Regions from separate parts of the Mus musculus genome. Here regions 2, 3 and 4 are each linked to region 1. Evidence: chromatin loops called from intact Hi-C (ENCODE). Cell type or tissue: left cerebral cortex. All regions are shown on one strand. Each heading gives the region's core, and the rest is flanking DNA. Links, peaks and the distances in the headings are about the cores only.

Evidence for each region. A loop is a pair of places that touch in the nucleus more often than their neighbours do. Peaks named below come from ENCODE experiments on the same cell type or tissue, not always from the same donor. Only the 100,000 strongest peaks of a DNase experiment are listed, where the experiment ranks them.
Region 2: it touches region 1 in a loop (3-fold over the local background); 24 of 42 quality-filtered maps call a loop at or near these places.
Region 3: a loop joins it to region 1, with 3 times the contacts of the local background. A loop is called at or near these places in 14 of 42 quality-filtered maps.
Region 4: it touches region 1 in a loop (3-fold over the local background); 23 of 42 quality-filtered maps call a loop at or near these places.

The regions. Positions count from the first base shown.
Region 1 is chr5:66,993,708-67,001,842 of GRCm38, reverse strand. Limch1 (LIM and calponin homology domains 1) reads right to left here. Exons shown (of 26, transcript NM_001001980.3): 10 at 4,597-4,723; 11 at 3,039-3,196; 12 at 2,455-2,863. It overlaps Gm33040 (a long non-coding RNA gene), which reads right to left and starts at 2,367. Exons shown (of 2, transcript XR_376998.1): 1 at 1,888-2,367; 2 at 1-1,426. In left cerebral cortex, for the core only: a CTCF peak has its summit at 4,800 (motif pointing right); a DNase peak (open chromatin) is centred at 4,801; H3K4me3 peaks cover 774 bases.
Region 2 is chr5:66,692,620-66,700,754 of GRCm38, reverse strand. No RefSeq gene overlaps it. Among named protein-coding and RNA genes, the nearest start is that of Uchl1os, 20 kb to the right of the region's middle. In left cerebral cortex, for the core only: a CTCF peak has its summit at 3,467 (motif pointing left); a DNase peak (open chromatin) is centred at 3,465.
Region 3 is chr5:66,725,072-66,733,206 of GRCm38, reverse strand. No RefSeq gene overlaps it. Among named protein-coding and RNA genes, the nearest start is that of Limch1, 17 kb to the left of the region's middle. In left cerebral cortex, for the core only: no CTCF peak of the experiment used is centred there; a DNase peak (open chromatin) is centred at 3,661.
Region 4 is chr5:66,707,377-66,715,511 of GRCm38, reverse strand. No RefSeq gene overlaps it. Among named protein-coding and RNA genes, the nearest start is that of Limch1, 34 kb to the left of the region's middle. In left cerebral cortex, for the core only: CTCF peaks have their summits at 4,686 and 4,899 (motif pointing right); a DNase peak (open chromatin) is centred at 4,844.

The DNA of each region.
Region 1 (8,135 bases), core at 3,779-6,278:
AATGTTTTTGTTTCACATTCCATATTTAGAGGAGGCAGCAAGAGTGAGGAAGAGGGGAGGGGCTCGCCTGGCCTATGGACATGGCCGCCTTTCTAAAGGTTGAGCCAATTATCTATGGCGAGATGACCTATGATCCAATTCTGACTCTGCCATTCAACAGCTATGCAATCTCACAAGTTTCTGACTCTCTGTGCAAAAATGCAGATTTTAACATAACAACCTCCTTCCTAGTGTTGTGTGTGTGTGTGTGTGGGGGGGGTCATAGGACTCAGAGCAGCATCTCACACACTGCTGGCTGTTCATATCAGATCTTCTGAGTCTCTGAGAAGGAACAGTGGAAGGCAGCGTATTAGCTGTGGTTAGTTTACTTTGTGCTACAGGCCAGCATGCTTTTGTCACCTGCTACTTGCAAGAAATTCGCAACACAATTCAGCGCACACACATGAATATGGTAGAAACAGATAAGCAGCATGCTTATCTTATTGAGTGTGATCTGTGTGATTTCTATTGTATTATTATTGTCCACTTCGTTCTTTAAAATGATGGTTCTGAACCACTAAGCTGACAACAACCCATCAGCAGGTTTGAAACAAGGTAGGTTTTGGAAAACAATGTTTAAACTGTATCACTTGATCTTTCTTTACTCTTTTATTTTCTTTCTAAAAATATGGTACGGATTATTCATTTGGTTTTGAGACAGGGTCTTGCTTTTGTGGGTGCACACAGACACACACACAGACACACACACAGACACACACACAGACACACACACATACTTTTCTAAGCTGCTTTGTCTCTCTAACTAGTAATAATTGTCCTATGTACATGTTACTATGACAACAACTGTTCATTTATTTTTGAGAAAGTAGTTTGTTGTTGTGACTGTGTGCAAGCAAGCACACGCACACATACACACATACACACACACACACACACACACACACACACACACACACACACACACACACACACACACAGTGAAGGAGACATAGGCTACCAAACAAAATTGATAAGGTTTTCTCAGAGCCTAAGTTCTGTCATAAATTCTTCTATCCTAATTATCACAAGGTCACATTGTATCATTTACATAAGTAAGAGGAAGTGGATCTCTAAATGATGCGATCAGATACCTAGATAGCCAGTTACAGAAATGTATTCCCACCTATGTTCTGGGCTTCCTCATCATAACACTTTTACGGAAGGTTACACCATCCATTATCCTGGCCCCAGGTGAAAGGAAGTACAGAAATATTTGAGTCACTTGAGGACACTGCTAGGCACGCACACACACACACACACAGAGATCTTCAACTTCTCTTGAATCTCAGGAAGAATTTATTTGTTCCCTTCTGCTGAATGTCCTGGGTATCTATCCTAGGCTCTTAGCAAAGATGGAGCCATGAAGAATAAACGTAGAGTCTTTACCCTGTAAGGGACAAACATTTTCAATCAATCTGGATGAGATGGCCAGGCATTCATCTTTGTTTTTTTTTTTCCAGCAAAGGTACAGATAGATATATTTAGATACTTAGATTTATTTAAACACAAGTCGGACAGTAGGTTTTAAGCTCTCTCTGAAGCCCAGTAGTGAAGGCCTACTGAGCTCACTGCTTGGGCTGTACAGAGTTCCCCCTAGCCCTAGTGGCAGTGCAGTAGCTCCTATTGATACACCCTGCTTTCCTGCAAGGACAATATGAACTGACTTTTCTTTGGAGCTGAAGGAGCTTAAGACGCAGGCCAAACGTTCCTCTGTATATCGGAGGACACTGAAATATGAGCAAACGCAAATATGCTTGCTTGCCAAAGGGCTTTTGGTTCTCAAAAATGATTTTATAGAATCTCTAGTAACACAGCCCAATTTTCCGCTCGAGGAAAACCCTGTCTTACCTGATGACAAGCACACCCCATGCCACCATGTGTCTCATGTGCTATTTTCCTCGAGTGTAGCAATTCTTTGGATAGAGTGTAATTTCTTCCTATAAGATATAGCTGTATATATTTTTCTTTTTAAACAAAAGGCAAACACGGTCTGACTTTGCCGTGCACCCTGATAACTACAGGTTTGGAGGATCGCTAAATGAGGATTGGTTTACTCTGCTCTATGAGAAACCATCACATCAAACCAGAAAACAGACCTCGCTTGTCAGGTGACTTGTCTATCACTGGGAGCCCACTAAGAGGAACAAGAGAAGTGAGAGGAACACCCATCCCTTAAGTATCTGCAAGAAAAGCTCCTGAAATATGTGTATCATGGTCCACGATAAATGTGTTTGGCTTTTGTTTGACAAAAGGCTTCTGTCCACAAGCTACCCACAATTCGGTTTCCTTTCTCTCTCCTCCTCCTCCTCCTCCTCCTCCTCCTCCCTCTCCTCTCTCTCTCTCTCTCTCTCTCTCTCTCTCTCTCTCTCTCTCTCTCTCTCTCTCTCTCTCTCTCTCTCTCAGAATTCATCCTACCTTAAAAGTCTTCAGAACCTCTTGAGAGTTTTTGGGCTGGGAGTAAGGCCTGGGTGTCAGCATAGGCACTGTGTTTGGAGTGATGATTTTGCTTGGAGACCCAGTGCCTGCTGACGCAATGCTCTCTGGGACACTGGTGCGAGCTATGGTGGTCTCAACCGTGGCAGTGAACTTGGGTGGGGGCAGTGACTGCTGCCGCAGGTACTTCATGGGGCTGGGGTCGTTTGGGAAGGAGGACACGTTTGGCTCTGTTGAATGGCTTCTTTCCAGGATTTTTGGCATCTCCAAGCGTTCGAGGACAGCCTCACTGATGGTGAACCTCTCGATGTACTGCTGGAGGATCCCCTCGGCCTCCTCCTGCGACCTTGCGTTCTTGTACGCCTCATGAAGTTCCCTCTCTCTCCGCTCTCTGTAGGATGGGACGAGGGGAAGAAGAGCAATAAATATCTAGGAAAGTTGCAGAGATTCCAACCAAGGTAGAGTAAAAACCAAACTATAAATAGTAATTTTGGCGCCTGGGCCACAGCATGGCTTAGAGAAAGCATGACTAGACACTACTGTGCACTGGCGACACAAAGACCCACTTTTCTTGGACGATTTCTCTGTAAGTTTTGATGCTTTTCCTCCGCTCACTTGTCCCATCTTCCCCAGACATCAGCTTCTCCATTTTTTTCCTTTCTTCCTCTTTCTTGATCAAGTCCTGAGAAGCGCTTCTTCTCCGGCTCTTCCAGCGAGCCAGGTCCTGGGGAGAGAGAGAGAGAGAGAGAGAGAGAGAGAGAGAGAGAGAGAGAAAGAGCATGTTCATTCTCAGCCTGCACAGAATTCCCTGCCTGTGACTCACGGACCTATAAGCGCTAAGGCACTATGCTGGGACACTTCCAGACAATCCTGTGAAAGTCTAGTTGGAATAAGGATGCCTGGAAGGCAGGGAGAGAAACAGATAGTGTGAACACTATCATTAACAGGACAGCAATTTATTGAGACAGTGCGGTGTGACACATGCAATCAAAGTTCATGTCATTTGGCAAAGTTGATAGAACTGTCTTAAAGGTAATATAGAAAACTCCCCCTCCCCCCCTTTCCACCTCTGCATTGGAAATAGATATCCTGGCACCAGAATGGTAGAGATTCATGCACAGCTTTCTCTTGGATGGGAGTGAAGACAGAACAAGTGGCTCTGGAGTTGAGTCTTCCGGATCCACCGAGAGGGTATGTGTGAATTCCTCTGGGCCTCGGGAGAGCACAGAGACCTGTCCTACAGGTAGTTACAGCACAGTGAGGGAGCGGCCTCTCGGTTAGAAGGGTGAGCTGGAGATGGGGAATAGCCCAGTCTATTTAGCGTGTGCATTGTTCAGTGCTTCTTGGCCTCTCTGAGCTCATTTTTATCTTCTATAATTGGGGGCGGCTGATCCAACCCTGCTTACAATCTTGGGAGTAAATGTGATGACACTTAGACACTGCTGTAATATCATGACATTATGCTAATTTTGGAGAAGTCAACTTTTTGACTGATGGTGGAGTCAGGTTTACAACAGTGACCCCTCTCTCTCTGCTAATCCCAAACCCGTCCTGCCTTCGCTCTTTGCTGCTCAGTACAACGGCTCTGAACTCTCACCAGCCTCTCCCACCTTCCTTTCCTGATTTGAATCTTGCCTCTCAACTCACTAGCTACGGAACTTTGGGCAGTGACTTAGCTGGGCTGGGGCTCATCTGTGGATGTATAACCGTTGTTAGTTCACAGTTACTAAACGATGAATTACCCAGAGCAAAGTGTTTCGAACAGTGCCTGCTACTGGTACAATTAATGCTGACAGCTTCAGTCATCGTCGTCATCCATCAGTCTTAAATACAGAATATTAAAAGACAGCACACCACAGCTCTGCGCCTATCCTAGTCGCCTGCCTCCCATCCTTTCTCTTTGTGACCAAGCTTTGGTCTAGAGTACCTGCTGCTACACACCAGTGTCGGTTTCTCCTCTCTCCACGTTCCCGCGGACCTCTCCTTTAATCTTTACCCAGGCCGGTCTCTGTCTGTAATGCTGGGGCGGCCCTTCCCAGCATGACTTTGAAGTCCAAGTTACCCTCCCAGTCGGGTGGTCGGCTGAGTCCCTCCCCACTGCCCGCGGCCTTGGCCAGAACTCACATCTTGCCATTTGTCGTCCTCTTCCCTCAGCTGGTTATTTATCAGCTGCAGCTGCTCCTGGCGGGCCCTGCTGTGCGGCAGCACCGCTGCCTCCTCCTCACACCGCATGTCAAACATACTCGTGCTCCTGATGCGGAGAGAGCAAAAAACAAAAAGCAAGCAGCATGAGAGTCCGCGGCGGCCTCCTTTCGCCACTGCACACCGCCGCCTGGGGGCGCTACCGGGCTGAGAGCCGCTTCTTCGCTCTGCAGTGGGAAGCAGCCGCCAGCAACACAGCCAAGAGGAGATGCCTTTGTCTTCATTGATGGCCCTGAATGGGGGAGCTTTCTAGAAAGGTGCCCGAGAAAGGGCCAGGAGAAAGTATCTAAAAGGCTCGCACTCCTCTCATTCAGAGGTATATAATTTAGGGAGGATATATGTGTTGGAGGAGGTGGCGGGCGGGAACATTCCATTGCAGTGGAATTTCACACTGCACTTGGTGAAAAGAGAGAGCTTGCCTGATTTACGTGCGCAGAGATGATTTCTAAACTTTAAAAGAAAGTCATAAGGCCTCAAGAATAAGACACCATCTTTGCATATTTAAGTTAAGGCTGGGTGTTTTGTGGCTATTTCTTTTTCTTTTTTTCTTTATATAATAACATAATTGATAGTTCATCTTGGAATCAAGAAAATAAGGCATTTTGTACTAAGAAGAAACACACACATAAATGAGGGTACACTTTGCACCCTAATGTGCTCCCAACTGTTTTGATGTATTTTTGACGGGATTCCTCTGATTTTACTTTTTGAAGGGAAAGGGCAGGGCGGGTAATGAGGAAAAGCAACCCTTTTGGCTGTGCCTGCAGTTGATAAACTCTGCAGGAGCTTGCTAAGACCACAGAGCCTCTGTGATGCTCACACAGACCTGTTAAGAGCAAGCATTGAAGCAGCAGGGTAACACAGGAGTAGAGACCAAAGCAAAGCCCCCTCCCCTCCCCCATGGGGGAGGGAGACTAGCTCTGAGACCAAAAGGTCACCCGGATCACTTACTCAGGAAGTTAAGTAGGAACATACTTAAGCTTGGGAGTTCAGGAGTTAAGAAAGTTAAGGAGAAACCTTCTAAGACCCCTAGGTATAGAAGAGGGTGATAATCCACGTTTTTGAAGATGGCTTGCGCACGGGGTGTGTGTGTGTGTGTGTGTGTGTGTGTGTGTGTGTGTGTGTGTGTGTGTGAGGGGGGTAGGGGGTGCTGAGGGGGGCAGGGATAAGACTTGCACTTGGAAACCAACTGACTCCAGGCATCATCAGAGGTGCACACAGCAGGAGCACTGTGGGGTGAATCTGCACGAGCTGGGTTCCTGACCCCTTTCTCCAGGTGCTGGACATTGAAAATCTAACCTGAGATTACAACTCAAGGCTAGAGTGTTCGAAGAATTCAACTGCAGGGATGTGTGTGTGTGTGTGTGTGTGTGTGTGTGTGTGTGTGTGTGTGTAAGTAGAAAAGTCTAACCCATAATGGGTTTTTTTCTCTCACATAAGTAGGTCTTCTAGAGATAGATGGAAACTCTTATACTTTTTCCCCCTATGCTTGGAGGTGAGGGGACGGGTCTTACCTTTAAAATAATAATATAGCCAGTTACTTTGAGGCAAATTACAATTTCTCTACTAAGGCTTTCAGAGGAATAAACGTCTCTGAGCTGCACGTCTTACAGACCAGTAGACAAATTGTGGGGAGAGAGGAGGCCCCTGCCTTTGCTGCCTGTGTTCCAAAGGGCAGAATTCCAGGTTGACCAAAGTAGATGGCCATAGAGCATTGGTTTCTGCAGGGGTGAGAAGGAAAGAGCTGGCTTCCTCCGAGGACGGGATTCAGTTCCTTCCCCAGCCAGTCACTGAGTGAGGTCCTCACAGTCTTACCATCTCCATTCCCACTGTGAAGCTCCAACTTAGCGTAGCCCAAATGTGGCCAAAGGCCAGATAATTAAGTGGGACTCTCCTATATCAGGAAGAACTATCTCCCTAACCCAGGCTTTTTGTATTTTTTTAAAGAAATATCAATTGTTTGCATAAAAGAATCCGAAAAAGTCCAATTTGAAGTAAGAAAACTCTGAATAAAATGTTCCCTGACATTCCCAAGATGCAGGCCCTCCGGCAGAGTCCTGTTGGGAGAGGAGCAATGCGCCATTGAGGAGAATGTGAGAACATGGAATGACAGAGAGATCCTGCCTGGCCAGAAGGTGGAGATTTCACTATGTCTATGGTAAGTTTACCCTGACATATTTAATCAGGACACTTTGTCTTTTGATTGGGCTATATCTTGTATGTCAATTAATTAGTGTAGTTTATGCCAGTAATTGCCTTTAAAGATTGTTGGGAAAGGGAGAGGGGAAAGAAACTACAAGACAGTAGTATCCAATTCTATTTTAAAAATTAACTCTTAGCATCGCCTTGTGATTTTGTTCTCCCCATGACTCGTGTCAACAGCACCCTCTGTAAGTGATCATTTGGCGCTCTTGTATATTCTCAAATAAAACCTCTAGACAACAAGTTCCTTGAGTTCTTACTGGTCCACAGGGATAAACAGCAGAGAAGGGGGTGCCAAGCCCCACCCCTTTAAACAGTTCCTAACTTTTTCTGTGCCTGGGGTTTCTAAGGCAAGCTTAGGCAAGGTCTACAATCTTCTGAATGTAGTTTCCTTCCCCAAGATCCACTCTGAGCAAACTGTCCTGCAGCCGCACGTCTGGGGGGAATAAATCCATCCTTCACAATGTTGCTGCTCATCAGATCAGAGTAGGGCTTGGCCTCTCAATCGCATGCCTCCTCCTGTCAGCGATGTGAAATATTGCCGCTGAAGGATTTAAGAGTCATACCCAGGTCTCAGTTTTACTGTTGGCTTAACTCATTGCAGTCAGTCAGGCACAGGCTGAGTTGCATTTTGGGGACACGGAGGTTCTGTCTCCTAGAGAACTACATAATTCTAGACTGCCCATTGGAACTTGGCAATGGAATGTGAGCGCTCAGGGTTAAGACTCCTCAACACAAACACAGGGAAAAGCATGATGGGAAAAGAGTTGTCTAAAGCCCCCATCTCTGCCTAAATACCATTATGGTTGTCATCAGTAGAATTGACATCTGTGGGTTCTACGCCCTGATTTGCTGTGGAACTTGGGTCAGGAGAGCAAGCAACATCCATCGTTCTGCTGATGGCCAGGTCTCTGTCAGGCCACGTGGACACTTTTGTGCAACTCGTGTTGGAATGAAATATTAAATCCTTTTCCTCAGAAGACCAATCACCACACCCAAGAAGATCATCCTGAAAAACCTTCGGCCTTGTACATCAAGGGCACAAGGTTCTGCTTACAGGAAAGCCAACTTTGGGACAGAGTTTGTAAGGTCACAGATGGGGTGAATACGATTTTTCTCAACCTGGGATGTGAGGTGCAGGGTAGGGAAGAGACCTCTGTTCCAGAAGAAAAGCAAGCGGTAGGCAGAGGAACCCGGGTTCTTGTTTTATACCCTTGACCCCTTGCTATGCCACAGAACTTGAACAAAACCCCAATGTT
Region 2 (8,135 bases), core at 2,270-4,769, 300 kb after region 1:
CTCAATGTGGATTTCATATGTTCAAATACATATATAAATATCATTATATAATATTTATATAACACATATTTACATATGTATATAATATATGTGTATATCATATATATTTACACACACACACACACATATACATATATATATATATGAATGAACTCAGGTGTGTTTGTCTCAAACAAGAACCAAACCAATCCAAACAAACAAACAAACAAAAAGAAAACAGAAAAAAGGGGGAAAGAAGAAAGAAAAAGACAAAGACAAAGACAAAGACGAGAAAGAAAAAGAAAAAGAAAAAGAAAAAGAAAAAAGAAAAAGGAAAGAAAGCCTGTAACTGAAGTTGCTTATTGGTGGTATATTTGAGTGCAGCAGCTATGGAGGAAAAAATAGAGAGAGAGGAAAAAAAATGTTTCCTGAGAGAAGCAGGCAGCAGGCCAGACAAAAGGGTCTGGAATTCCTCACCACATACAAAATGTGAAATATTTCATTCCCATGAACACAAAGAATATTTCTATAACTGTGTTCAAACAAATAGGATTTCTGTAACCTTCCACAGCAATGGGTGAGCCCTGCAGGTCAGATTTCAGTAAATAACCGAGCTTCCATGTCACCTTTCCTGTTTATGTCTCGCCAGCCTGGTGTCTCATGATGAAAAGCATATGCAGACAAAGGCTCCAGGCTGGGCCAGAGGAACCTCAGTGACCTCAGACATCTGCAAGAGGTCCCAGCAGTCGGCTTATGGCCCTTCGCCACAACGCCCTTGCACCTCACACTTGGGGGGCTAGAGGGGAGGAGATGGACGAGCCACATGCTGTCTTCCTGGTCCAGCTCTGAGTGACAAGGGAAGCAGGGGATGGCTTAGGGGGGACAATGAGGAGGTTCCCCATGCTTCCATGACATGTGGCACCATCTTGCACATGAGTTTTAGGTTGCCACATCCTGGATGACCCCCAAAGCAAAGCGGAATACCACGACCCATGTTTTAGCACCCAATATCAGTCAGGAGTCTAGTGTGGCATGGCTGGGGGTCTGCTCAGGGTCTTGCAAGCTGAAATGAAGAAGTTGGCTGAGCTGGGTCCCTTTCTGGTGGTTCTGGGGTAGAACAGGCTCAGATAGGCTGTTAGCCAAATTCCTTATTGCTGGCTCTCGTCATCTGTGGGCTACCCTCGCTCCTGGACACTCCTCACCTAGGAAAAGCTTAATCCTTTTCAAGGAGTATCAGACCAGCCGAGCAGAACCATTACACCCTCAGGTCAACTCAATTGGGACCTTGTCATACGTGTAAAAATCCCTTAAAGTGCTGTGTATATGAGTGTTGAGTTCCGGGGACAGCGACAGGTCTGTACACGGAAGGCTGGGAAGTGCAGTGACCACTGTGGGACTCTGCTTCCCACAGATTTCTTAGGAACGAGTCTCTAGTCAAATTAGGTAGTCCACAGCGACAGAAATTTGTACTAAATTCTTTGTTGTGGTAGCAAGGGGCAGGCCCCACGTGCATTTGGTGCTCAGAGCCAGGCTAGGCAGGAGACAGCCTCCCTGATGAAGCCCGAGTGCCACATTAGATGTAGCTTTCCAAAGTCCCTCTGGGGTGTTCTGTAGATTAAAACCCTGTGCACAGTCTTTTGAATCTCTAGATACTAACTTCTTTGCTTGTTGTTGTTGTTGTTTTTTAATCTCATGACCCTCATTGGATCACTACAAGATATACACATATCCCAAACCATTATACTACCCCCATAAATGTGTACGATTATGAATCAGGGCAAATTTTAAATAAAAGCAGAGTAGCTGGGCAGGTGGTTCAGTCAGCAACGTGTTTGCCACATAAGCATGCGCCGAGTTTGTTCCCTAGCATCTGTCTTGAAGGACAGACAGGGTAGGAGATGCTTATAAACCCAGCACTGGGGAGGTGGAGGCAGGAGGATTCCCGGAGCTTCCTGGCCAGTGAGTTTTGTCAAATCAGGGAGCTCTCAGTTCAGTGTAAGATTCTTCCTCAGAAATAGAGTGGGAAGTGAGGAAGACACGTGACACAAGCCTCTGCACAGATACACACATGCACACATATATACATACACTACACACACACACACTCACACACATAATATACCATACACACACACTACACACAGGCACACTGGGCACATACACACACATATACACACACATAAACACACTATACACACATATACTTGCACTATACACATGCATGCAATACACACATACGCACACATATACTATATGCAACATACACATATATACAGACATAAACATACTATCTACATACAGTATACATACACATACACACATATATACACACAGTTATACACACATGTAAACACACTAACAAACACTATATACACTACACACAAATAGAAGTATACACACACACTACACACATATATACACACACATGCACACATAAACATACTGTACCCATTACATATACTCCACATACATAAACATATGCATATACTATACACACACTACACAGAAATAGATGTACACACACTCACACACAAGAGAAGAAAGAGCTAGGGATGTAGCTCCATTGACAGGACTTGCCTGGCACGCATGAAGCTCCAGGTTCACTTCCAGCATCATATGAAACAGGCTGTGATGGTACACGCCTGCAATCCTGTCAAAGTCAGCCTAAAATCCACACATCCCTGTGTGGGGTGGGGCAGAGACCAGTCAGGCATAAGACACGGGATTTAGAACCTAAGAATGCTTTTAGTTTCTGAGTCTTAAATCAAAGCCAAAGCCAAAGAAAGGGAAAAAGAGGGGAATGCTAGCTGTAGTGCTGGGGCAAATACTTCCCTAAAGACCTATTTAATTTATCAAAAAATGTTTTGAGATGGGGTCTCATTAACTCAGTCTGGCTTCACACTCACAACAGATCCGACTTCCACCTCCCGGGCTTTGAGATTATAGGCTTGTGTGATCACACTCGGCTCTACAGAGATCTTACACTTTAATACTCTACAGGTGATTTCAGCATTTCCCAATAAGACAGATCTGAATACAATACTTTACTTCTTCATAAAATTGATTATGTAAAACCCATCATTTGGGGGATAAAAATCTAATTCAATGTCAGCAGAGTATTATTAATCATTAATCATGCTAGCTTTTAAAACACATACAGAATAGTGCATCTTGTTACACCGTTTTCATGTATCTTCATTCCTGTTGATCCTCCTCCCCCCAGCCCTCTTCCCCATTCCCTCTGTATAATGGACTTCTGATTTGAACTTATTATTGTTCATTTTGATTTTACCATAAAATAATAAAACTTGGCAGAACTATGAATGGCCCAGCAAAAATATCCAATCCTCAGGGTTCATGTTGGCTAAAATATATCTAGACAAGATCATCTAGCCCAAAACACTGGGCAAAATGAGGGTGGTGTCCACACTGCTCCTCCTGGTTACTTCTGCTTGGCTACAAAAATGCCATAGGTTTTCCTGTACTGCCACCTTGTGGCCATAATGAGCATAGCTTTGAATAAGTCATTTAATGTACTTTGGATGTAAACAGAGAATTTAGGCTTAAGATTCTCTCTCTCTCTCTCTCTCTCTCTCTCTCTCTCTCTCTCCCTCTCCCTCTCCCTCTCCCTCTCCCTCTCCCTCTCCCTCTCCCTCTCCCTCTCCCTCCCTCTCCCTCTCCCTCTCCCTCCCTCTTTTCTCTCCCATCTCTCTTCTCTCCCCTCTCCTCCTCTCTCTTTCCCTTTCTCTCTCATCTCTTTCTCATCTCTCTCCCCTCTCCTCTCTATCCCTCCCTCCCTCTCCCATCTCTCTCTCCTCTCCTCCTTTCTCTCTCTCTCTCTCCCTCCCTCTCCCTCTCCCTCCCTCTTTTCTCTCCCATCTCTCTTCTCTCTCCCCTCTCCTTCTCCTCTCTTTCCCTCTCTCTCATCTCTCTCCCCTCTCCTCTCTCCCTCTCTCCCATCTCTCTCCTCCTCCTCCTTCTCTCTCTCTCTCTCTCTCCCTCTCTCTCTCTCTCTCCCCTCCCCCCCCCCACCCCTGCATAATGTCTGGTTGCTGGTCTCTGAATCTGTTACCATCTGCTGCCAGAGGAACCCTTTCTGATAAGCCTTGGATAAAGCTCTGATTTATAATTGTAGAAGATTATCATTAGAATTGTTAGTTGGTTGGTTTGTGATCAGTAGTTGTTAGATTTTATTCTAGGTCTTGTTTGTTTGTGATCAGTAGCTGTTTGGTTTTATTCTAGGTCTCTGAGCTATCTAGTCTCTGGTTCTCTGTTACCCAAGCAGTGTTTTGTGTGGGTTTCTTCTGGAGTGGGCCTTAGGTCCAATCAGACACTGGCTGGTTGCTATGCCCACAAGTCCTGTGCTACCATTGCCTTAGCATATTCTGCAGCAGGATAGATTGTAGGTGGAAGGTTTTGTGGCTGGGATGGTGTTCATGTTTCTCTCTAGGTAGCCTGCAGAGTGTGTTCCTTTACCAGAGAGACTAGAACACAGGGGTTAAGACTCCACACGGGCACAGCTTGGCTTCTCCATGCTCAATGAGTTGTGTGGGTGTTGTCTTCAGCAATGTGGCCCTGTTGCCAGTTTTCAGAGAGCAACCTTTTGTCTCAGCATCAGTGTGGGGTGTTTGGGGATTTCCATGGGACCCCCTTGGCCAGCAATTCAGGTGAATACAACCTAGTCCTGCCACTGGATGCCTCACCTGGGTACAAAAGATGACCAGCTGAGACTCTGCACCCCTCATTACTAGTACTCATTAGGACCACCTAAACATGCAGGTCTCCATCAAATCCCTCCCTTCAGAGCTCAGGGGAGCCGGTGGAAGAGGAAGCAGAAAATGTAAGAGCCAAAGGGGGTGGAGGACACCAGGAGAAGAAAGCCCTTTGAATCATAATCAAAGTGCATACGGGCTCCCAGAGACTGAAGCAGCAGTCACGGGCCCACAGTGGTCTGCACTAGCTATCAGCTGAGCATCTTTATGGGATTCCTGACCATGAGAATGAATGGGCCTGTGACTCATGTGCCTGCTCTTGGGACTCTCTTCCTCCTGTGGGGCTGCCGTGTTCAACTTCAATATGATAGCTTTTGTTTCATCTTATTACATTTTGTCATGTTGGTTGTTGTCTCTTAGAAGCCTGTTCTTTTCTAATGAGAGTCAGAAAGGGAGTGGGTCCGGAGGCGAGGGGAGGGGAGGGGAGGGGAGGGGGGAGGGGAGGGGGGAGGGGAGGGGGGAGGGGAGGAGGAACTGGGAGGAGTAGAGGGAGGGGAAACTGTAATCAGGATATAGTGTATGAGAAAAGAATCTATCATTTTCCTAATTTTAAAAATATTATTTACATCGGTGTTCTGCCTCCAGGTATGTCTGTGTGAGAATATCAGGATCCCCTGGAACTGGAGTTAAAGACAGTTGTGAGCTGCCCTGTGGGTGCTGGGATTTGAACCCCAGCCTCCAGAAGAGCAGTCAATGTTCTTAACTGCTGAGCCATCTCTCCAAACCCAGCATCTTTTTTTTTCAATAAAAGAAAACAATGGGGGGGGGAGCCTAAATTTGTATTTAAACATCCGAATGCTAGATATTTGAAGGTTTTCCTGAAACTATTAGAGACATTTTTGTTCTATTAGTTATATATGAGTCTCATTATATTTTCATATGCATATAGAGTGTATTTTGATCACATGGCCCTCTCCTCTCTCTTCTCGCCCTGTCCCCATCACTTCCTTCTTCATCTTTTCTGTGCTCTAAAGAGTTTAACTGGCTTAGCTTACGGAGCACGGCTGAGAAGTACTACAGATATTTTCATTTCACTCAAAGCAAATAAACCCACGAGCCCACGTTTTAAAAATGCTTTTGGCCCCATCGTTCAGATTTCCAGTTAAACAATTCCCTTGTTAACACTCAGCACCACTGGCCAGGCTCACCGTGTAATACCCCGAGTAACCTCGGAATTCTCCAGAGGTCATCACGGGACACAGCCCCTCAACCTTGAGCCAGAACCGTGGGCTGAGGCAATCTTCTTTTGTCTATAACTTAAAACACAAACCAAAACAAAGAACAAAACCCAAACAGGGCTGGCGAGAGCTCAGCAGTTAAAAAGCAGGTGCTGCTCTTGCAGAGAACCCGTGTTCAGTTCCCCGGCATCCATGATCTTCTCCTCTAGTCTCTATGGGCTCGCATGCATACACAGACACACATAAATAAAAAAAAAAAATCATTTTTCTTTACTTTTTTTTAAGATTTATTTATTTTATATATATGAGTACACTGTAGCTGTACAGATGGTTGTGAACCTTCATGTGGTTGTTGGCAATTGAATTTTAGGACCTCTGCTCACTCAAGTTCCTGCTCCCTCCGGCCCAAAGATTTATTATTATACATAAGTACACTGTAGCTGTCTTCAGATTCACCAGAAGAGGGCATCAGATCTCATTACGGATGGTTGTAAGCCACCATGTGGTTGCTGGGATTTGAACTCAGGACCTTTGGAAGAGCAGTCAGTGCTCTTACCTGCTGAGCCATCTCACCAGCCCCAACAAATCATTTTTCAAAAAGAAATTAAAAATCTCTACCCTCAAAAGTGCAAATAGCTCTTGACCCTTCATCTTACGGGAGACTGAATGTGCCATCTTACCATAAATGACACCATTGTGGGTTGTGAGCTATGAGTTAGGAACTTGGAGGTTTTTTTGTTTTGTTTTTTGTTTTTCTTTTTTCTTTTCTTTTTTTTTTCTTTTTGGTTTTTCGAGACAGGGTTTCTCTGTGTAGCCTTGGCTGTCCTGGAACTCACTTTGTAGACCAGGCTGGCCTCGAACTCAGAAATCCTCCTGCCTCTGCCTCCCAAATTCTGGGATTAAAGGCGTGCGCCACCACACCTGGCTTGTTTTTTTGGTTTTTGTTTTTTTTAAGGTATTCTGGTAAGGAACCTGGTCTGGTTTGGGGTCCGCAAGATGTTCAGCAAGTAAAAGTGTTTGCTGTTTAGCCCAAAGACCTGAACCCACAGAGTGGAAAGAGAGAACTAACTCTCAGAAGTTTGCTCTATGTTCTCCAAAAACATGCCACGGTGCACACACACGTGTATGCATGTGCGCACACACACACACACACACACACATACACACACATACACACTTTACCTTTTGAGGGAGGGGCAGGATGTAGCTATGTTGCTCAGGCTAGTCCCCAAACTCCTAGGCTCAAGGGATGCTCTTCCTCAGACTACCAGGGTGTGCACTATGCTCAGCTCTCAATTTGAACAGTTTAAGTCACATCGAAAAGGTTACTCAAGACATGGCCACATGCACAAAGTCCTACATGTATTCTTCTTGCACAATCCTGTGGGAGACGGGTGGCCCTGACATCCATCCCACCCTGCAGAACTGGGTGTGTGTGTGTGTGCACACTTGACACCAGGCAATCAGATTACACAAGGAGTTCACGGTAGCAAAAGCATGCCTGTCTCCCTGAGGATGATAACCCCAGTTGAAAAACCAATCAGGTAAACAAAGAAATGCTTTAGAAAGACCACACCATTCGAAGAGGAAAAAAAAAAAACTGTGTCAAATTAGCGGCTGGGTCATTATCTAACACGGTAGATGGGCAGGAAACTGAGTGTGGTCCAGATACGCTGAGGTTTTAGAGAACATAAAAATAAGTAGACCCATCTGCAACCCTATAGGAGGAACAACAATATGAACTAACCAGTACCCCCGGAGCTCGTGTCTCTAGCTGCATATGTAGCAGAAGATGGCCTAGTCGGCCATCATTGGGAAGAGAGGCCCCTTGGTCTTGCAAACTTTATATGCCCTAGTACAGGGGAACGCCAGGAACAAGAAGTGGGAGTGGGGGGGAGGGGAGGGGGGACTTTTGGGATAGCACTGGAAATGTAAATGAAGAAAATACCTAATATATCTAATAAATAAATAAATAAAAATAATTAAGTAATTCTGTAAGAGGGCCTGTTGAGGATAGGATAACACAGGGGCTAGGAGTCAGGGGAATTGGTCAGTAGTGTCTGCTATGACGTGTAAACCTGATTACTAGCATCATGTAAAGAGGTGAGCGTGGGGGGGGGGGGGCACACTGGCTGAAAAGCCACAGCCAACTGCTCACTGACCAGCCAGTGTACCTGTAACCAGACAACCCCAACTCCCACTGAGA
Region 3 (8,135 bases), core at 2,557-5,056, 270 kb after region 1:
AATACCTCAACCACAGAACTCTACTCCCAACCCTTGTTTTCTTTACTTTTTATATTTTGAAGCAGGGTCTTGATAAGTTGTCCAGGTTGGCACTGAACTTGGTCACAGGTTTTGAACTCAAGGCACACCTGCTTTGACCTTTTTAGTAGCTGTGTTTGCAAGCCTGCACTACCATACCCCACTCTACAGCTGTTCCTGTGGTCAAGAGCTTCGGTACTGACAGAGCTCTAAGAATCAAATCCTCCATTTCTGATTCCTCGTGTCTACTGATGAAAGGGATTTCCCCAAGAGGAGTTCCTCATCTCACTTTAACCTTGCTTCTCCTCTCTCCCTGACCCCAGCCCTACCAGTCCTGGCTGCAGGCACTGAAGGGTATGGGCATAGCTCCACCAAGAGCCTAATTCTTCTCTGTCATAGCGCCCAATGGCACAAGAAGTGAATGGTGCAGATATCCCTGCAAGTTGTTCCTAAGCCGGATCCATTGGCAATAGCACACCCAATCTGCTAAACTGTGACCACATAAATCCATACTTTATGTAACCCCAATTCAATTTCCCCTCACCCAGATTCCCAAAATACCCACAGCCTTTTCATCACCATGAGGCACAAGGGAAATCACAATTAAAGGAACATCTAAGAGGCAAAAGACAGCAGTAAAATATCTCTTAGAGACATTCAGCTATTGGGACATTCTGACAGCTCGCTGTCCCAGGGCCTTATAGGAGGACAATTCTGATAGCAGAGAGGAAACAGAAGTTTGGTTAATCCATGTCTGGATGACAGACATAGGTGAGCTCAGATTCGGTTCTATATTTTTTTGTCCATTTCTTGTGGTTCTAGGGCTCAAACTCAAGGCATCACACACACTAAGCCAATATCTCACCACTAAACTAGACTAGCCCGCAAGCCTCTCCATCCTCTAGTTCAGAAGGCAGCACAGCTCTCCAGAGCGCCTTCTTCCTTACCCTTCAACTGAGTACCTGGCCATTTAGACAAAACAATAATAACGTATTCTATTCCTAAAAGAAAACTATGTTGGGGGTTAGAGATGGCACAGTGGGCAAAGCCTTTGGTCTTCCCTGCTTAAAACACTTTAACTTTAAGCAATAAGAGAAAAAACAATGGTGGCTGGTCACATGTAGAGTAGGTTAACAAGAGAATATCAGGAGACAGAACATGTAAGCATTTTTCGTTGCTAAGATCTGCACTTGCTGGGCCAGGTGCAGAGGCTCTGAATGGAGGTAAAAGCCAGACATAGTTGCACAACCACTTGCGATCCCAGCACTCCTATAGGGAAATGGGAAATGGAGACTGGAGCACCACCAGAAGTCCTCAGGCTAGCATACATAGTAGCAAATGAAAGAGAGAGAGAGAGAGAGAGAGAGAGAGAGAGAGAGAGAGAGAGAGAGAGAGAGAGAGAGATCCTGTCTCAAGTTAGCAGTTGAGGGCTAACACCCAAGATTCTTCAGGTCTGGGCAGTGGTAGTGCAGAGGCAGGTATATTTCTGTGAGTTTAAAGCCAGGCATGTCTACAGAGTGAGTTCCAGGACAGCCAGGGTTACACAGAGGAACCCTGTTTTGGATGGATAAATAAATAAATAAATAAATAAATAACAAATATTTTCCTCTGACTTACACAAGAGTGTTCCTATATTCTCACACACAAACACATACACGTGCAGACACAAAGAAAGACAGAAAACTAAATTGGCTGGGGGTGGGGAAGACTCAAGCTTATTTGAATATCTATTCTCTGTAGCAAGCATAACTAAATCAATTATTCTTTAAATATATATCTTAGCTTAGTAAATAATGTAGCTTTTGTGCTGAAGACAACTAAAGCTTATTTAGTTTTAGCAACAAAAAATGCTTACATGTTCTGTCTCCTAATATTCTCTTGTTAACCTACTCTACATGTGACCAGCCACCATTGGTTTTCCTCTTATTGCCTAAAGTTAAAGTGTTTTAAGCAGGGAAGACCAAAGGCATGCTGGAAGAGCCGTGGGATAGTGTAGCCATTTCTATTGGTATGCCGACTGCAAGCCTGTTTCCTGTTCCTTTCAAATGCTAGGCAGTATGGCTGTTTCCTCCGTTCCCATGGAAACCTCAGCCTTGCTGAAGTACAAGTTAATTTCTTTACTGCCATCTGCCTGTAGACCTACAAGGCTTTCTTCCGCTAACAACATGCGGAGAATGAAGTTAGCTTGGAAGCTTCCTGGGCTGTTTCTCCAGGTCAAGAAGCATAGCAGATCCATCTGGACCTCAAGATGAACGAGTTGATGGGAAGATGAAAAGAGTTAAAATGTAGAACATGAGTGCTTTTAATAAAAATGAGGGCCTGCACCAGATAGAGCCTGTCTACAGTCAATCGTGGATGGGGCGGAGCTTAAAGGGTCCTACCCACTGCACGCTGAACTGTCCCTACCGATGGATTCTGCGAGAGGGCAGTCATTGTTTTCAGTGGTTTTGTGCCCACTAAGGGGTCCACCAGGCTCTGACTGGTAGCTCTAAACCCAGGATGGTCCTGAGTAAACCCAGGGGGTCCCCAAAACAACAACAAAGCTTTGAATGTGGTAAGGGAACTTGAAGGGGAGGGGGTGGGGCGATAGGAGGGGGGATTAAAGAGAGTGGAGGCTTATAATATCAGAATGCACTTTATACACATATGACATTATCAAATAAAATTACCAATAAAGGTTAATTTTCAAATGAAGCACTATTCAACGCAAACACTTAAAACAGTTCAGACTAGAGGCTGGGGAGATGGCTTTGTGAATAAGGTGATTGCTGTGTAGAGTTCATATCATCAACATCCTAGCCTATATACAAATCCAAAATAACAAAACAAACAAACAAAAAAGTGAGTGGGCAGAGGCGGAAAGAGTCGGTGGCTAAGAGCACTTGTTCTTACAAATGATGACAGAGTTGGAGGAGGAGAAGGTTTGGTTCCCAGCACCCACAGGACAGAACACATGGATCCTATCTACAGTTCTGGGTGATCTGTCTCACTTCTTGGACATCGAGCATTCACATGGGCGCACAGACACACATGCAGGCAAGACTCTCATACACATATGGGCATGGCAACCCTGCCACCACCCCAGCATTGGCCAGGCAGACAGAGGATCCCCAGACCAAGCTAACAAGCTAGACTAGCTAATTCAAATATCTACAGTTTTATCCAGAGACACTGGCTCACTGAAGTGAAAAGCAAAGAGGAAACACACCCAACATCAACCTCTGGCCTCCACATGGATGGGTGCCCACACACAAGGGAACACATACCCATCACACATGCACACATATGCAAGCAAGACACAGCTTATGTTGGGCAAAGCCTACATGGTGTATATTACTTTTTTAAACCCTAAAATTGGCCAGCTCTCTATATGCTTCTTGGTGATATCGTCAATCAAAGGTCATAAACTAATGAATGACCCATAGTTCAGCTCTAGGCTACAGACATGGCTTTGGAACCTGCACAGCATCTTAAAATGAGGCTTAAAAGAGGCCCCAGCTTCTAGAAATCAGGAAATGCCAGGAAGGAAAACTAACAGTAGCAACCACTGGTTTCTACACCTTCTAGAAAACTTGGAAGAGGAGGAGGAAGAAGAGGAGGTGTCAGTCAGGCCTCCTCTTTGCTTCTATACTTTGCTGTTAGTGTCTGCACCATTGACACCCACACTATGTGCCTTAAATTTGTGCCATGCCCACTTCACAAATGGTAATACAGAAACTAAAACCCAAACACGGGCCTTGTACAGTCTCACAGAAGAGAGTCACCCTTTGGAAGAAATCAAACCGAGATCACTCAAATCCTTCCAGAAAATGGCAAGGCATTCACATAACCTTCGTATGTCCTCCCAGGTACTTACTGATATCTTTCGATTGTTTGTGTCTAATACTGTGGAAACGCTATGTAAATGAGTTTTCTCCATTGTTTAGGGACTAGTCACAATGCACGGGAGACGTCTGTACATGTCCCATACATGCAGAGGTCTCGGTGACCATCGTGGTCAGCAGAGTAACATGCACAAGAGGTAAGAAGGTGGTCGAGTTCAGCAGAGCTCAGAAGAACTCAAGGCTCTTCTCGGCTTCTTAGCAAGTCCCAGGAACACTGGGATACATGAGACCTAGCCTAAAGAAAGAGAAAACTGTTGACCATTTAACACTGTAACTGTACGGCATCTTTAATCCCTTGCTGCATCTTGATTTTGTGATTAAAACTGAGAATGTCGCTCCTCATAAATATACAGTACAGATGGCCGGGGTATTTTTACAACCATTTCAGAAACTGTTGGAAATTTCTGAAATCCTAGACCAAATTCTTTTAATGGTCTCTTTTAAAATGAAATTCATCGTGAACTCAAACAGCAATTTGCGAAATCCAACATTCTGACACATTACAGCACAAAGAGGGGCTGGCTTGATGCTTACAAGCTGAGAAATAATGACAATGAAGTAGTCTTTGTTTTATTTGATTAATCTAGTAAAATTTTCCAATTTAAACATCCTCTAGGCTTGACTCTCAGATGGGGTACTCTGAGTAGCATCTGTTGGCAAGTCCTCCCCCCCACCCCACCCCATTCCACGGTTTCCTTCTCTTAGAAGGGAAGCCCCCACTCTGGGTGTCACAGCTCCCCACTAACACAACACCCCTGACACCTCACACCCCCACCCATCCCCAAGTCCAGCCCGTGCTCACTCTTTGGCTAGTGATCTAGTCTCTGGGAGCCCCCAAGGGTCCAAGTTAGTTGACTCTGTTGCTTTTCCGTGGAGTCCCTGTTCTCTTCAGATTCCTCAATTTTTCTCCCAATATTTTCATAAGATTCCCCAAGTTTCATCTAAAGTTTGGATGTGAGTCTCTGCATCTCTTTCCATCTGCTGCTGGGTGGAGCCTCTCAGAGCACAGTTATGCTAGGTTCCTCCTGACGGCAAACATATAAGAGTATCATTAATAGTGTCAGGGACTAGTGCTTGCCCTTGGAATGGGTCTCAATTTGGGGCAGTCGTTGGTTGGCCATTTCCTCAGCCTCTGCTCTATCTTTGTCCCTAGACATCTTGTAAGCAGGACATATTTTGGGTTTAAGGTTTTATGAATGAGTTGCTGTCCTAATCCCTCTACTGGGAGTCCTTCCTGGCTACAACAGGTGAGCACTTCAGTATCCATATCCCCCAGTGCTGGGAGTCTCAGCAAGGGTCACCCCCAAAGACCGTCTGAGGCCTCTCCCAATTCCAGGTCTCTGAAACATCCTATTTGTAGACATGATCAGATATAATTTTTATATATTAGATAATATGTAATATGTTTTATGTTACTATATACTATATTAATACATGTTATAATATTATATATATTAAAACCAGCATTAAAAAAATTTAAACAAGGTTGGCTCAATCATGACCAGTCACAAGTGACAAGCACTTGTAATAGAGGACCAAGGTCACAAGTTCAAGGTTAACCCTTGTCAGACATGGCACGTGCTGCGTCAGCGTTTCCTCCATCATTCCAGGAAATAATCTAACCATAAAAATGACAGAGCACACATCAAGAGGAAACCTTGACAGTTACCACTAGGGCTTCACATTTTTATTCTCATGTAAATGGCCACAATGCAATCTATTTTCCTTTGCCTCTGTCACCTCAGCAACAAAATCTAGAGCAACATATCATGTGGCCATTAGCTGTTTTCTCCCCCAACATCCCGAGTCATCTACAGCATGGCCTCCCCTGCCTCTGTTTGCAGCCAGTCAAGACCAATGTGCTCCAACAGCAAGCTGGTGATTTCAGAGCAGAGAGAGTGTGGTCCTTCCCAAGAGGGACTGAGGCTTGAAGCCTCCAAGTGACACTAATGTCTCCACAGAGCATCTTCATATAGACTTGCACTATAAAATAATCATACAAATAGCTTATGACATCTTTGACCTTACTTTAATAGATTTGTGCCCCAAGATTTCTGTAACAAATAATCACAATTTGGGGGGTTAAAACAACAAAACTTTATTTTTCTCTTGGCTCTGAAGGGTAAACCCTTCCCGGACACTTTCAGCCTCTTGTGGCTGACAATATCCCAGGGGACATCACCCCAGCGAGGCTTTCCTGTTTCATATGGCTGCCGCCATGTGCATCTCTGCCTCTCCATCCTCATCTTTTGTAGACACTAATCACTGGGTGATTAGAAACCACCGAATGTCTAAAATGAACACATGCATTTAAAAGAAAATAGTATTTCTGGAATAGGACGATGGCAAGTTTGGGACCAGTCTACACTATTTTAGTACAACCCTGTCTCAAGGAAGAAGGAAAAGAAGGGAAAGAGAGATAGAAAAGAGGGAGAGAGAGAGAGAGAGAGAGAGATAACAAAACATTACTTCAAAATTTTTGGCTACTGTGGGTTAAGGCTTGCATATCTTTCTTGGGGCTCTAACTGACCCCACTACCATGTGTGTATATATATATGTGTGTGTGTGTGTGTGTGTGTGTGTGTGTGTGTGTGTGTGTGTGTGTGTGTGTTTCTTTTTAGGCTAGATGCTAATCTTAATCACAGCTCATGATTCAGCCATCATGTTTATTAAGCACTTATAAGCACCATCTCAATACAGAAACGAAATCTTCCCTTCTGTGCCGCTCCTCTCCTCCTCAGCCACCCCAATATCCAGTTTCCATCATTTTGTCTTCTGCTAAAAGAGAGCACCATTTCAAAATTCCTGCCAGTGGACAAAGCGGCGGTGGCTTTCACTGTGAGGAAGAACTGTGGCTTCTAGACGGTCCCCAGTATGACCTGTTTGGCTGCTTTTTCAAACTGCACAGCTAGGCTTGCCCTTGGTTGTAATGCTGATGTGATCTGCAGAACTCGGTGCTTGCCTGAGGCCAGGCTCCTTCTAAAACATAAGCCTGAAGCTCGGTGATGTGCTTGGACTTTGTCAAGTGTGGCTAATTTTATACAGGTATTCTCTGCACAAACAGAATTTTGAAACTTCCATCTCTTTTTCTATGATCTGGGGTGCATTAAATAAGTCAGCCAGCCTTCTTTAAAACTTTAAAAACAAAAGCTTTAAAATAAATAAATAAGAAGGCAGAAGAAACACAGCCTCTGCTGTTTCCCAGGTTCGCTCCAGTCAGACTACCACACGCACACTGTCTTTTATTTTCTTCTTCTTCCAACTTTCTTATGGAGGTTTGTTCAAACAGACTACAGAATTGAAAGAATTTAACAATCCCCAAATTCCCACTCCTTGAATTCTACATCACCATTCTGCTACAGCTTTATTCTGCCACTCTGGATTCCTCTATCTTACCAATCATGAGTCTACTTTATGCTTTCTCAATGAAATAATAATAATAATAATATGTGCATCATTACACCAGCACAAAACCCAGGCTGTGTGTACATGTGTTGGGGTACAGACACACAGGTATACACAGATGTGAGCACTGTGTCCCTACAGGCAGAGGCCAGAGGGGGATATCATGTGTCCCCCTCTGTCATTCTCTGCCTTATTCTCTCGATGAGACAGCTTCTTTCATTGAATCTGACACTGGGCTTGTTGCAAACAAGTTGAAGCGATCCTCCTGTCTCTGCCCTCTCTGCACTGGAATTACAGTCATGGCCAAAGCTCAGCATTCTTTCAAGGGGCTGGGATCAAGGTTCCAGTCCTCCTGCTGAAGCAGAAAGCCTTTCTACCCAGCAAGCCTGCTTTCCAAGCTCTCTAGAGGCAAGCAGATAGATACCTGAACTATGAAGGGAAGGGAGCCTCCTGAACACACCCACTTGGTTTTCCATCTGCTAATTAAACCAGGTACTTTGTTCACCACAGATACAAATAGCTGACAGGTCAGGAGTATGGTGGGAGACACTGGTCTCCTCAAGGAGTCTGGAAGAGTGGAGAAAGCGTCCCTTTACAACACTGCACTGAATGATGTGACAGGCGGCCATCCTCCATAGCCTTCTAGCATCAGACTCTGGCCACATTCACCCATTGGATGAATCTAGGGTCTTCATCTCTCACAACCTGTGTCTGTATCCATCTCTGTTTTCCTTTGCCCATCGCCCTTATTCTCTCCTCCAAAGAAGCATATGGTAGCCTACAGGGATGGACCTATATTCCAATAACTCCTTGATCAAAGAAAGAAAA
Region 4 (8,135 bases), core at 3,424-5,923, 290 kb after region 1:
AGAAGTGGAGGAGCCTGGCTCACTCAGCACACTGTCAGATGGCAGTGGAAAGGAAACAGGCTCTTGTGAGCAAAAAGCTTCCCCTGAGTGGAAACTGACCCTCCAAGAAGGTGGTGAAAGCCACATACTAAAACTGTGTGCCCATAGTTTCCAGCCGCCACCACAGGACCAACTGTTAGATGTGGGGGCAACTCTTTCAGTCCCTCTTTTCTGGTGTGTGTGTGCATGTACGTCATTTTAAACCAAAGGAAGACTGTCAATGTCCTCTTCTGTCATATGGCACTTTTCTTGAGATAGTGTCTCTCACTAAACCTGGCTCTGGCCTTTTTCACCTGAGCTAGCTGGTCAGTAAGCCTTAGCAAGCCTCCTGTCTGCCACCCATGCAGCAGTGGGGTCACAAACACATGGAGCTACACCTGGCTTGATCACCATCATCACTGCATATATACAAAAGTCAGAACTCAGGTCTACATGGCTGCTCAGCACTCACTTCCATTCGCTGAGCCATCTCCCCAGCTCTTAGTATGTTCAAAATGCAGATTTAGGGAGCCTGTCTCTGGATGGTCTGAAGCAGTGGATCTTCAGGGGAATTCAGGAATTAGTGTTTCAATTTTTTTTCCAGTTAATTGTGTGTATACGTTTCCAGGAGGAGGTTCAATTGTGCACATGTGTGCGCTGTCCAAGGCGGTGTCAGTTCCCTTCCAACTAGAGTTTCAGGTAGCTGTGAACCACCAGACATGAGTGCTAGAAACCAGATTCCACTTTCTGCAAGAGCAGAACAGCTCTGAAACTCCAGTCATCTGGCAAACCTGGAAACGGACTGGGTTTTGTTTTGTCTTTTCTGTTTGGTGGCCTGGTTATTTTGTTTCTATTTTGAGATAGGGGTTTGCTGTGTCCCACCTGCTGGATCACCTGGAACTTGCTATATGGACCAGGCTAGCCCAAATACTCAGAGCTCTGCCTGTCTGACTCTCTGCCTGTCCTGAGCACAGAGACACACCCGGCTTAGCGGATTTGTAGCTTTAACTGCTTCCCAGGGGATTCTAATAAGCAGAGAAGAGGGTGAGCCACTGTGGTGTCGGGATAATGTGCCTATGTTTGAGCAGAAAAACGTCTTTCAGTTATGGCACGTATGTTTGTCCCAGCAGCATTTCAGGTGATCAAGTTAAGATAAGGTACCAGGCACAGAGAGGATAGCTAGAATTTCTGAGATTGCAGGTCAGAAAAAAAACATCTTCATAGCATAGATACCCTTTGGGAGGATTTGTTCCTCTTCCAGCAAGTCCTGCCTAAGATTCACTAGACAGGAAAACAGTCGGAGAGTTGAGCCCATCAGCGGACCAGAGAGGCAGGAAGTTTAAGGACCTAAGAATTTCTAAAGATACCCCTAGTAATTTAAGAGAGAAAAAAATGGGTGTGGAAGTATTATGGTTTGTATTAAAAATGTCCTCCCACAGGCTTGAGTGTTGGAATGCCGGGTTCCCAGCTTGTAGCCTTTGGGAGTCTTTGCAATACAAGTCATGGTTGGCAGAGGAGAGGCAGCATCTGATAGCCCAGCCCTGGCTCTCTGCTTCCTTATCTACTTAGCATAAGAAACAACATGGTGAACCCGAACCCCATCAGCTGAGCCACTCCAGATGCCCTGTTCCCCGTCGTCGTCGTCGTCCCCCCCCCCCCCCCAACCACCATGACGGACTGAATCCCCTGAATCTAAAAAAATTAAAAAATAAAAAAGTCACTTCTGGGACTGGAGCACGACAGGATTTGGATTCAGTTTCCAGCAGCCACTCCTGGGGATCACAACTGCCTGTAATTCCAGTGCCAGGGGATATGACGCCCCCTTTCGGTGTCTTCTGGTATGGCACCATCATTGGCTCGCATGTGACACACATTTCTACACACCCACAAAAGGAGGGAGAGAGGAAGGAAAGGAGGGAGAGGGGAAGGAAAGGAGGGAGAGAGGAAGGAAAGGAGGGAGAGAGGAAGGAAAGGAGGGAGAGAGGAAGGAAAGGAGGGAGAGAGGAAGGAAAGGAGGGAGAGAGGAAGGAAAGGAGGGAGAGAGGAAGGAAAGGAGGGAGAGAGGAAGGAAAGGAGGGAGAGAGGAAGGAAAGGAGTCTTCCTCAGATTGCTTCTGTCAGGCATTTAGTCACAGAGATGAGACATGAAACCTTCTCTAGGAGCCAGTCAGCAAGGTGGCTCCCCCTCGCTGACTGCTGGTGTTTCCTCACTGTGCTCCCACAGCAGAGAGCAAGCATTGGGCTAACACTCTTCCACAGCTGGCCGTGAGAAACCCTGTGGCTTCCATGCAGGGCTCTCTTGATCCTTTCTGCTCCCTTCTTAGGCCCTAGCCTGTGGTGAGAACACTCAGCAGCCTGTGGAGAGCCCCTCACAAGGACGAGCTGGCTCAAGAGCCCAAGTTTGCGGACAACACAGGGCTGTGGGTGTGGACCTTCCAGCCCCGGTCAGGCTTTCAGATGACTGTAGCCCTGGCTAATGGGTTAGCTGTGACCTCAAGAGAGACCCTAAGTGGAGCTACACCCTGATCGTCTCCCAAATTCCTGGCCCTCAGACACTGTGAGGTAATAAGTGTTTGTTGTTCTCAGCTGCTAAGCTTTGGACTGATTGTGAGGCAAGCGGCAATAACACAAATGTCGTCTCCCAATCTAGCTTCTGTTTATCTAAATCATGGAGTGTTTTAGTAAATCTCCATCTCGCTCTCCCTTCCTTTGTCCATTCCTCCTGCCCAGGCTACAGCTTCTTGCTGTGTAGCCCTGCCTGGCCTTGAATTTACAAGAATCTTCTTGCTTTTTCTCTCTTGTTCTCTTACCCTCTTACCCCTCTCTCCCCATTCCCCTCCCCCTCTCTCCATGCTCCATGTGTTCATGGCCGGCCTCTCCTCTCCTCTCCTCTCTTCTCCTCTCCTCTCCTCTCCTCCCCCTCCTCCCCTCCTCCTCCTCCTCTTCCTCTCTCTCTCTCTCTCTCTCTCTCTCTCTCTCTCTCTCTCCTCCTTTCCCAACTCCCCCTCCCATGCCCTAAATAAACTCTATTCTATACTAAAAAAGGAAAAAAAAAATTCTTCCTGCCTCTGAATCCTGAGTGCTGGAGTTACAAACATATACATTCCCAGCAATATCAACTTTTCTTGGAGTGTTTGTGTGTGTGTGTGTGTGTGTGTGTGTGTGTGTGTGTGTGTGTGTGTGCAATATATGTGCACATGTGCAGATCATAAATTATAACATTCCTGTATACTGTACCCAGATCAAGAAATGTAATATTAAGAGCTCAGCTGGGCCGGGCGGTGGTGGCGCTCACCTTTAATCCCAGCACTTGGGAGGCAGAGGCAAGTGGATTTCTGAGTTCGAGGCCAGCCTGGTCTACAGAGTGAATTCCAGGACAGCCAGGGCTACATAGAGAAACCCTGTCTGGGGGGGGGGGGGTGCGGGGGGGGGGGGGAAGAGGAGCTCAGAAGCGCCCTCTTGCCCCTTTCCCACCACTAAAGAAAGCCCTTCCTTGTGAAAGGCAATCACTATGGTCATGAAAATAGCCCTGCTTGCTCCTGGCCTTTCTATGAATGGATGACACTCCTTTGTATTTGGTTTCTTGACCTCATCTTGTGGGTAAGATCTAGCCTTTGTGTGTGACAAGTACCCTGTGAGGATATTTAGCTCAGAACACAGCGTAGATAGAGCACTTTGCCTAAGTGTGAAAAGACCTATGTTTAGCTATTGGATTGTCTTCTTGATCTTAGGAGTTAGTTGTGCACTCTGATCACCTTTGTCAGCTCCATGAAATACACTTTCCTCCCGTATTGTGGGCTTTTCATTCTCTCCGTGGGCTCTTCCAGTGAATAAAGTACTGTGTCTCTCTGTAGTCTAATTTATTATTTTCTTTGTGGTCTGGGCTTTCGTGTCCTGCTGGAGAAATTATTACTTCCACCAACGTCATAAAGATATTCTTGCTTCCTCGTAAATGCTCTGTTTTTATAAATTACATATGGAACTGGTGTGTGTGTGGACTGTAGAGCTTAAACGTTAGAATTCCTCTTCCCTGTGAAGCCATCCCTCTTTGTGCTTTATTACCCCTTTGTCAGAAACTTAGTTACACGTGCTTGATTTCTGGGCTGTCTATTGCGTTCTGGTCTCTGCCCTCCTTTGCAGCACTGCTCTCTAACAGCAAGAGCACCTTGGGTCTTGATGGCTAATACGTTCTTAAAGACTTCAGCCAGCCGAGCGGTGGTGGCACACGCCTTTGATCCCAGCACTCGGGAGGCAGAGGCAGGCGGATTTCTGAGTTCGAGGCCAGCCTGGTCTACAGAGTGAGTTCCAAGACAGCCAGGGCTGGCTATACAGAGAAACCCTGTCTTGAAAAACCAAAAAATAAAAAATAAAAAGACTTCAGCTTAGATCGCTCTTTCGAATTTTCATATACGTTGAAACGATCAATTTCTCAAGGGTCATAAAATCTAAGACTTTTGAGGATCACATCAATTCTGTATATCCTTAGTAACAACTAACTACAATACAAATATGTCAGATAACTAGCATCAAGTGACTAGCTTTTGAAAGAACTGTAGTGGAAAAGCCACAAACAACATAGAGCTTCCACCTACTGGTCACTCAGCCCAGCCTAATGTGAACATCTCTTAGCCTAGCTTAAATATATGTAAACTAGGGAAACTGGCTCTGTCACTATTAAAGAAGATTGGATTCAGATTCTGCCAGTTAACAGTTAACAGTTAACAGTCCTCCTCTTTGGGGCTATGTATACCCTGTAGGTGACTTGCATCTTTAAGAAAGCAAATTCCCTTGGTGATCAGCATCTTCCCGTCTCTCTGGGACACTCCACGCTACCAGCAGAGTTTCTGTTTCCCTACGTTTAGGGAGTCCATCTAGTGGAGGCTAGTAGAATAAATCAGAAATCCTCTTTAAAGATCATCCCCTCCACAGCAGGGGGCACAAGCACTGTACCCCCAGGAAACCGAATGCCTCTGTTTCTCCTTTGTTTGGAACTCTGTCCACATGTCCCTTTTCAATGTTCTAGGAGGCTTTCCACAACCTCTAGAGCAGCAACCATCTAGAGCAGCAGTCCTCAACCTTCCTAATGCTGTGACCCTCCAATACAGGTCCTCATGTCATGGTGACCCCCCGATCATAATATTATTTTCATTGCTACTTCATAAATATAATTTTGCTACTATTATGAATCTTAATTTCCATGTCTGATAAGCAGGGTATATGGTATCCAGGATATCTGATATGCAGCCCTCAAAGGGGTTGAGAATCACTGATCTAAATAACACTGCCCCCGACCCAGCCCTCAGTCTAGCCTTTCTACATCTTTGTTTCCCAGTTTCCCAGCACAGAAGTCATCCCATCCCGCAGAGCCTGGCTCATCTGTCGTCGGTACACTTGCCCTCTGTCCTCCCAGTGCTCTGAGACAGGGAATCATCTCTTTCTTGTCCACTGTGATAGCCTCAGCTTTTACAACTGTGCGCAGCATGCCATAAGCAGTCAATGTATTTTAATTGTTCATTTCAATTGTGTTTGATGTCATGTCAGGGTCTCATTAAGTAACAGGCTAGACTGGACCTCTGTATCCTAGACTGGCCTTGAACTTATGGTCTCTTGCTTCTGCCTTCCAACTACTGAGATCATAGCTATGAGCCACCACATCCAGTATTGTGTGTGTACACACATACACACACACACACACACACACACACACACACACACACACACACACACACATATATATATATATATATATATATATATATATATATAACTAAAATAATGTGCAGCTTTGATTTCATGGAGAATCTTCAAAGAGCATTTTAATTTTAGGTCGAGCCTCAGGCAAAAGTTCTCATCTTCCTTAAGCCAGTTGTAGACAGCAAAGTGTTTGCCTGAAGAGAAATTGGGGGCACATCGTACATGGAGTCAGAACTCTCTGAATATTGGCTCTTGTTTATCAGCTTTTAGAGGCTGAGTGAGTTATTTTGCGATGTACTATTTTTGCCTATAAGGCAGAGGAGGGTTTGTGGAGGGTTCCTTTGAGAACTGAGACTATTTGTATGTCTATGTATGTTGAGCCAGGTGGAATGCTATACACCTTGATCCTGGCACTTGGGAGGCTCAAGCAATTGGCTTTAATTGAGTTCGACACCAGTCTAGGGTTTATTGTAAGACTCTTTCAATAAACAAACAAACTAGCAAAAACCAAAGGTGAGGGTCCCTTGTGTAAGCATTCGGAAGCATTTGGTAGATCATGCGGTGTATGGCTGTACCATAGGGAGGGTTGGAAAGGCCACAGACATGGAAGTCAGGGGGTTCATCTCTCAAAGGACTTTTTAAAATAAGAAGCCTCAAAAGTGTAACAGTATTTCTTAAATAGAGATAAAGAGGGAAGAAGGAAGCTGACAAGATGGTTCATTGGGTAAAGGTGCTTGCTGCCAAGCCCAATGACCTGAGTTCGATCCCGGGGGCCTTGCATGGTGAAAGGAGACAGTCCAAGTTGACCCCTGACCTCCACGTGTGTGCTGTGGCATGCACGTGCCCCTAGTCAAAAACAGATAAGCATGAAACTTAAAGGGAAGAAGGGAGAGTAAGATATCCAAAGACTCAGGAGAGACAAGACACAGTAGAGCGGTAGATGGAGCTAGTCTCCCTTCATTTTGGCAAATACAATCTCCTTTTAGCCTACAGTCTTTCAATTTAAGACACTGCAGTCCCAATTAAGGGTCGACTTCATTCCCATTGCGTATGGTCGGCAAAGAGAAAGCAGATGTCTAAGTGTAATAAAGCAAGAGCTTTGTTGTAAAATAAAATGAAAGTCTGTGTATTTCAGTTGGGTGCCTTTTGGTTGAAAACAGCAGGCCTCACCTCAAAATAGCTGAAGTGGGGGGTGAGAGGAGTTTCTTGCCCACCCCCCACCCCACCCCCGTGACTGTAGAATACAGCGAAAATGATCCAAGCTAATCTCAAGGGCATCAATATGACATCAGGATCCAGTCTGCCTATTTCATTGGTGCTTTTGTTTCCTTGAGATAGGTCTTGCTAAGTAGCCCAAGATGGCCTGGAACTCACTATGTACAGCCCAGGCTAGCCTTGACTCACGATTCTCACCCACCCTTGGTAATATTGGGCATGAAACCAGGCCTTTAATCTACTGCTGAATTACATTTCAGACTTGGTTCAGCTCAAAGTCTCTTGATTCACACCAAAAAAGACCTTAAAGGCAGAATCACCTTCTTGGAGAATGGTCAGTCTGATTGTCTCTCATTGGCCTGGTCGAAGACGCCCGACAAAGGCCAGCACTGGCTGCTGCAGGTTATGTCATGTCTGATGACTCTATATATGTAGTCACAGCCTCTCCAATGTGTCAGCCAAGCAGGCCTGCTGAAAGAGAGAGTGGGCAAGGCTGACTCCACAGAAAACGAGGCCACATGCCACAGGAAGTAAATGCAGAAGGGTGGACATGACAGAGGCCAGCTGGGCTGGGACTTTAAGCTCTGGGTCCATGCTTTGTATCCATAATACAGCAGTCAACTTGTAAAGCTGAGGGCAGAGTCTTGGGGATTGAGCCTGTCTGTAAAGGCCACATCTTATGTAAACAGATCTATTCAGGCTCCGACAGAGAGCATCTAAACCACTCTTCAGTAAGTCTGCCTAGTCTGGGGGTTTTGCTCTGTGTGTGTGTGTGTGTGTGTGTGTGTGTGTGTGTGTGTGTGTGTGTGTATGTCTGTATGTCTGTCTGTCTGTGTCTATGCATATATAGAAGTCACAGGACAACTTGCAGGACTTGGTTTTCTTCCATCGGAGGGATCCTGGGAATTAAAGCCACATTGTCAAGCTTGGCAGTCAAGGGTCTTTAAACAGCTGAGCCATCTCTCTGGCCCAGGTTTTTGTTTGGTTGATCGGTTGGGGTTTGTTTGTTTTGAGAGAGGGTCTCAGGGAGCCCAGGTTGCCCCCTAATTCACTATATAACCAAAGATGGCTTTGAACTTCTGATCCTCCTGCATTTACCTCTTAACTGGTACCATCACAGGCATGGTGCTAGGGATCCAAACCATGACTTCACGCATGCCAGGCCATTCTACCAACATAGCTACATGCCCAGTTTTTTTTTGTTGTTGT